Regions from separate parts of the Mus musculus genome. Here region 2 is linked to region 1. Evidence: chromatin contacts called from ENCODE Hi-C or POLR2A ChIA-PET data. All regions are on one chromosome and are shown on one strand. Each heading gives the region's core, a stretch centred on a gene start or an enhancer-like site at or near the end of the contact. The rest is flanking DNA. Distances are from core to core; before and after follow the strand shown.

What was found. A loop is a pair of places that touch in the nucleus more often than their neighbours do. ChIA-PET counts read pairs that join two places held with the same protein, here RNA polymerase II (POLR2A).
Region 2: a loop to region 1 is called in a map of v-Abl transformed pro-B cells, with 2.2 times the contacts of the local background. The contact joins two enhancer-like sites. A Hi-C loop is called at or near these places in 2 of 37 maps with a recorded cell type or tissue (heart and v-Abl transformed pro-B cells). POLR2A ChIA-PET finds 5 or more read pairs at or near these places in 2 of 5 experiments (Patski and embryonic stem cell).

Annotation. Positions count from the first base shown.
Region 1 is chr2:27,287,308-27,290,739 of GRCm38, reverse strand. Vav2 (vav 2 oncogene) reads left to right here. Exons shown (of 28, transcript NM_009500.2): 12 at 2,048-2,134. Among named protein-coding and RNA genes, the nearest start is that of Sardh, 42 kb to the right of the region's middle. Within about 2 kb of position 1,464, at least 1 of the 3 ENCODE cell types and tissues checked has a DNase peak (open chromatin) inside an H3K27ac peak, as active enhancers do; it is heart, where a contact is called at or near this core.
Region 2 is chr2:27,324,881-27,328,250 of GRCm38, reverse strand. The region is part of intron 3 of Vav2 (vav 2 oncogene); the gene reads left to right. Among named protein-coding and RNA genes, the nearest start is that of Sardh, 79 kb to the right of the region's middle. Within about 2 kb of position 1,715, at least 1 of the 3 ENCODE cell types and tissues checked has a DNase peak (open chromatin) inside an H3K27ac peak, as active enhancers do; it is heart, where a contact is called at or near this core.

The DNA.
Region 1 (3,432 bases), core at 215-2,714:
CCTGCATCCCACTCATCTTGTCTTTGCCATGAACTTGACACAGTCCAAGAAAGTCACCTTCCAGACTCCTTAGCCAAGGGACTGTCAGGCTACCCCACAGTCATACCTGTGCCTCTCATAGACACCTGTCTTAGACAAGGTGAAATGCCTGACACAGGCTAGGTCCCTTTGGCATTGCAGTGTTATAGAAGCAGTGAGTTCCAGCCTTGACTTCTGACCCCTGACCCCTGAGTCCTCTGGTCCATGGTCCCCTTCTTTTCCCAAGACACACCTTGTTTGAAGAGGAAGGTGCTGCAGTCTAACTCCCACACAGGATCAGGGGGAGGACGCTGGCTCTCAAAGCTACCTGCTCTCTGAGAGCAGACTTCATGCAGCTGGAAAAGTTTGCATCAGTTTTGAATGGACTTAAATGTGGGTGCCATGGCTGACATGGGGACCTCTGGCTGGCGCCCCTGGGGAACTGAGGTCACCGCAGCAGAGGGACCACCACATCTTCCCACTGCAGACACAATTCAGTGTCAGCCATTCCTGGAGCATGTGACTCATACTGCAGGTGTACCCTGAACCCAAGCCTGGCCAGTGTGTGGCTTCGGGTCCCTTTGTGGCAAAGTACCCTGAGGTTATATAGCTCCTGACATTCCAAAGAGGGTTTGTGACTCTGTGTTCTTCTTTTCACGGGAGGCTCTTCAAACTGCAAAGTTTAGAAGGCGGCCTGGTTTGCTTTCTGTTACTGTGATGAACAACCACGATCAAAAGCAACTTAGGGGAGGAAAAGTTTTATTTTAGATTATATTCCCAGGTCACAGTCTGTCATGAAGGGAAATCAGGGAAAGAATTCAAGGCAGAAACCATGGAAGAAGGCTGCTTACTGTCTCACTTTCTGGAGCGCTTAGCTAGCTCTCTTCTATAGCCTAGGATTGGCGCCACCTCCAGTGGGCAGTTCCCTCTCTCCTCCATCGTCAGTCAGGACAATCTCTCAGACATGGCCACACAAGACCGTGTGATCAATGCAGTTCTCTAACTGAAGTGCCCTCAGTGAAAACTAATACAGCAGGGAATCTAAAAGCCTTTAATGTCCCCAATGCAAAGCAGAAAACCATTCATCCAGCCAGTGTCTGGGCTGTCACTGCCCTGGAGCTAAGCTTTCCTCAGGGTTGCAGTACACACTCCATGCAACTCTGTTAGCTGGCTGCTTTGCCTCCGGAGCTCTACTGTCTCTGTGGGAATCTCCTTCCCAGACGTGCACTTCTGTGACTCCTGCCAGGGTGCACAGGGCCACACACGCTCAGATCTGTCGCTGCTGTTGATTTAGAACAAAACCCACCCTTTATAAACTGTGGCTTCTGGTAGGGAGCTGCCAGTAGCAAGGTTTGTAGGCTGGCCCTTGAAGTGATCCCAGAAGCAAGAGAGGCCATAAGGGAGGTAGGAACTGGCTCCAGGATGTGGGTCTGGCTTTTGTGTGCCGGGGATTTCCTCTCTGCTCTGCTTTCTGGGTAGGATCCCTGCTGTTCTGTCCCAGCCGCCCCTGGGCATTGCTTCCAGACCATTTCAAACTTTCTGAAGCAAAGTGAGCACTGCCCCCTGGTGACTGACTAGAGGATTGCAGTACTATGTAGGGCTCATACCTTCCCCCCACTCCATCTCCCCCAGCCACTTACAGAATACCCAGGCTCTTCAGGGAAGGTGGGACAGGGGCTTCGTGAGAGCAGAAAGGTCTAAACAGTGGCTGTGTGTGACCCACTGTGGCTTATCCATGCTGGGCTGCATCTCCATTCTGACACAGAAGGCCTTCTGAGTGAGGGGAACCTGGATTTGGGGGTTCCCAGCACCCTCTTCAGCATAGTGTGTACTCTGGGTTCAAATGTTGTGTTCTTCACCTTATTCCTTCCTGGTTCCCTGTGTGTGGTGGTTTTTACTCCCATAGCCCAGAGTTGGAGTGGCCCCAGGCAAGATGGAGGAAGAGTGTGGAATGACCAGCTGGGCTAGGAAGGGGCTGGGAGGTCACCCCGTGTGTGACTCAGTGCCCTGATCCTGTCTTGATTTCCAGGACTTGGCCATGTACATCAATGAAGTGAAGCGGGACAAGGAGACCTTGAAGAAGATTAGCGAGTTCCAGTGCTCCATAGAAAACCTGGTAAGCCGTGGCTGCCTGCGAAGCCTGCCGGGAGTAGGAGGGAGGTCGGGCAGTATCAGCCTTCATCCAGTTCTACCTACTGTGCGGATGAGGTCATCCACGTGTAGGGCTCAGGAGATGGATGTCCTATTGACAGCCTGGCTCTCTTTCTCCCTTCCCAGCCTGAACCCCAGGCTGTGGCGACCAGAGGCAGGACGCTTCGTCTGCTCTGTGGCCCTCCTGTTTCCCTGTCCTCAGGGTGGGCAGTGGGCAGGGTTCGGCTTGGGGGTGGGGCCACGGTCATCTCAACCTGAGAGCTGGCCCTCAGCTTGCCCCTTGTCTAGGAATCAGACTGGGGGCTGTCAGTCAGGGTTGGCCCTCTCTCAGGCATACTCCGGGGAGAAGAGATGAGCTGTTCCTGGACTCAGCCCTGCTTGGCCCCATGTTGGGTCTAGGTCTCTCTGTGTTGGGGTGTTCTGCAATAGGAGACCTTAAGCACGCCCTTGCCCCCACCCATCGGATGCTAATAGCGCCCTCAACCCCAAGTGATGACTGCTCCTCCAAATGCCGTCTGATTCCCAGAGTCATTTTGATATTGAACCATTGATTTTTTTCCCCGCTCAAACATCCCCTCTTCTTGGAGATTTTCCTGGAGAGCTTGGCGAAGTAGAAACCTGGAAGCCCGATATCTAGGCTGGCATACCCATCTTCATCTCCAGAGGAACCCTCTACAGAGCTGGCTGGCTCATCAGAGGGCAAGGAGAACTGCCAAGCAGTGTCTGATGAGTGCTCTGTCTACATGTGTGCTTGCACGCCAGAAGAGGGCGTCAGACCCGGGACAGATGGTTGTGAGCCACCATGTGGTTGCTGGGAATCAAACTCAGAGCCTCTTAACCGCTGGGCCATCTCTCCAGCCCATTCTTATGTGTCATGAGTGTGACCTGAAGCATGAACATTTGTGGGGTTCAGACCATTTGCCAGTCATCCCTGCTTTCTGATCACTGCACAGTTAACACACTGCTTTTGAACACAGGGGAGTTTGCTTTGGTGTTGTGAGTCATGTTTGCTCTTTAAATGACAAGGAATGGGATGTGAGTGTGGTTTAGTTGGCAGAGTGCTTGCCTTTCATGCACAGGGCCCTGAGTAAACTGGACTCAGGGGCACTAACTGTAATCCAGCATCGGGGGCAGGGGAGGAGGAAGGCGGAGGCAGGAGGATCAGCGTTGTCTTTGGCCACACAGCATCCAGGCCAGTGTGGGATACTCCAGGCCCTATCTCACAAAGAACGGTGATCCATGGATCTCGGTGTTTCTGGTATA
Region 2 (3,370 bases), core at 466-2,965, 37 kb before region 1:
ATCTAGCTGAAGCCAAGAGTCTGGACCCTAAGGTCAAGGACCCTAGGCAGACCCAGACCTCTATCTTTGTTTCTCCCGGTGGGTGGGACTCATTGTCTCTGGTCCCTGAACTGTCACATAGCAGAATTGTCATGTCTACTGAGCGCCTAACATTGCTCAACTCACAGCAGACTTCCCAGGCCTGGGCCAGGAGGCCTTGAGGGGAGCCTTCTGGTCCTCAGCAGAACTTTGATGGTTCAAGCTTTGTCCTGGGTAGGGACCATGCCACAGTGGTGGTTGGCTCCTGGGGCCTGAGCTTGGAGGTTGGGAAAGTGCAGTTGGCCAAGCTCTGGGGACCCCTGAGGCCTGTATGGGAGGGCCTGGTCCCTGGAGGATTCGTCCTAAGTGTTCATTCAGGCAGGCTGCCCATAGGGTGTTGCCCAGGTGGGAAGTGTGTAGCATGGAGTTCTGTGCTGGTTAGTCTTAACTGTGAACTTGGTACAAACTACGGTCACCTGGGAAGAATGAGTCTATTGAGGTACTGTCTGCATCAGATTGGTTTGTGATAATGTCTGTGGGGAATCATCTTGATTGTTAATTGATGTAGGAAGATGCAGCCCTCCATGTGTGGAACCATTTCCCTGGGCCCTAAAGCATTTAAGAGTGAAGAAAGCTAGCTGGGCATAAACAGCAAACAAGCATGGTTGCCTTGTTTCCCTCTGTTCTTGACTATGGCTATGATGCTGCTTGTGTGCCCGCCAGGACTTTCCATTATCAGCCTGATCAACCCCCCCCCCCAACTTGCTTTGACTGGTATGTAGGAGGGGGCCGGGGCGCAGGAATGCCCTGTGTATCTATCTATCAGCTGGCCTCTTCCTACCAAACCTCTGCCTGCTAGAGGCTCTGAATCCAGGGTACGAGAAGCTGAGAAGCAACATTCCTGGGTTATCAGCAGAGGCTCCTCCCTAGGCTTCCCCAGACAGGGCGGGGCACAGCAGAGCCCTAACTGTTTCTGTGGGGCTCTAGATGCAGGCCACAAGGGCCCTGTGGGAGTCGGGGGTCAGTCGGAGTCTGGCCCCAGGAGGCTCTGAGTCAGCTGCACCCTACTTCCCTTATCCTCACCCCTGTTGGGCCTTGGCAGAGACCAGAGATCACTGTCAGGGCTGTGGCAGTGGCTTTGCCTTATTGTCCCTACTTCCCAAGTCTCATTAAAGTGGCAGAACCCTCTTATATGTCCAGTCTGGCTTCCATTGTGGTCCTAGCCCAACCCTATGGTAACTGAACTCCTGTATCACCAGACTCTGTCCCCAATTGGCGGAGTCCTTATGTCCCCTCTGCCCAGGAGGCCACTGGGATTATTCTACTTAGAGCAGGATCCAGGTGCCCTCACCATCACCTCCCTTGCTATTTGTGTGGAAGTGCCTGGTTTGTCCCCATTTATCAGATGAGGTCACTGAGGCTGGAAACTTAGACCCTAACTCTTGTAATTCTGATACCAACCTGGACCTCTGAAGTGAGAGCATGCCTTCTGCTGCAGCCACTCAGACTTTCCCAGGCCAAAGCTGTTCTCTTCCCCACTCTCTGTTGGTGGTATGACACTGGCCTGCTTTTTTGACCGGAGAACTAGCAGGGGTGTGGTGTGGAGCAAGGCACACTACTCACCCCACTGTCTGGACTGGGCGGGATGGCGGCTGAGGAGACCAATCACGACCCGTCTGTGGGCATGTTTTGACAGTTGGTGCTGTTTAGTAGGAGAGCTGTTTTTAATAAGACAGACACCAGGGTTTCAAGGCCTTCCCGCCAATTAGGATGTGGCTACCCAGGTGCCTGTTTGAATAATTAAGCAGCTCTCACCTCCAGGCTTTTGGTGTGCCTTTCAACTCTGCGTGGCTGCCTCCTCCCTGGCCAAGTGGTGCCAAAGGGACCTGTGGTTCAGTCGTGCCCCTGTGTGCCCGTCTCTGGGCTTTGTCACCAATGCTGGCCTCTGCGCTCACCTAGCTCACTCCCTCATGTCTGAGGAGAGCAGAATTGACCCTGAGGGTGGTTAGTGCCTTAGTGCCAGTCCCTTCTTCCTTCCTGTGATCTGAGGAAGTCTCGGGGTCCAATGTGGAGGCCTGGCCAAGGCCTGCAAGTAGTGTTGTCTACATGTGGAACTAGGGGACCAGTCTGTACCCATTCCAGCACTGGAAGTGTCACCCCTGCACGGGGGTGGGGGTGGGGAGTTGTTGCCTCTCCTTACAGGATAGATAGATACATCTAGGCACATGTGAGCTCTCTGGCTGTCTCACTTGCAGGACTCAGGGCACACAGTCTGACCTGTTCCCACCTATTGCACAGCCAGGCCATGAAGGATCAGACCACCCAATGGGTGAGGTCACACACAGGGATTTGGTGAGATGTATACAGTCTCAAGGTCTGCACATGCTCTCTGAACCAGCACTAGAAAACGGAAGCAAGATGCTGTTGTCTCAATCCAGGTCACATCCACCTGAAATGTCTACAGAGCCTGCAGAACATATTTTGGGTCCCACGTTTTTGAGATGATCTGATGAACCAAGTTGTACCAAAGCCAGATGCTAATCTGAGTACCTTCTCACATGCAGCTCTAGTACCTTCTGGGGCCACATTTGTTTCAAGGCTACATCTTTCTTCAAGTCTGTCATGGGAAGAAACAGCAGGGTGCAGGAGCACCTAGAGGCCAAGGCCTCTGTGGACTTGTGAGGGGACCTGGGTGGTCCTGCAGGCTGCTCAAGGAAAAGGCTCTCAGCAACTGGAGCTGGTGCTTACAGGGGCTCTATGGGAGCAAGGCCTGAGGCCTGAGGCCCAGCAGAGTGGGCTTGTAGGGAAGGGACCTACACCACTACATAAAGGATGCACAAAGGGGTGATGTGATTCCTGGATGAGAGCCTTTCCTGGTTTGTTTCGATGTAAACATTTGTGCTGCCCACCTTTTGCAGTGCGGCTCAGATGAGCCAGGAAACTAAGATCTCTTACTTTGAGGGGCCTAGCTCTTGGCTCCTTCCTTCAGATCTCACCATCCCCCTGGAATGAACCAGGTGGAGGCAGTGGCTTGGCTCCTGGTCAAGGTTGTTTGTAGATACCAGTTTGGAAAGCTTGCCTATCTTACAGAGGTGAGAGAGGTTGCCTTATTCTGGGGTGGAGGAGTTCTTGGGTAGGGAAGGTCCTATCCACTAGAATCAACCACAGTTATATTCCCAGGTTGTAGAAGGAGGGCAGCTGATTCTGGGGTCTTTCTCTGGCTACTTTAACAACCAAGCTGCAGATACAGGTTGTATGTCTGCACTTGGTGGAGATCACTGTTCAGAGATGGGCATAGAAGTCCTAGTGCCAAAATCACAAAGCCCCAGGTGCTCCTGGGTCTGTGACAACT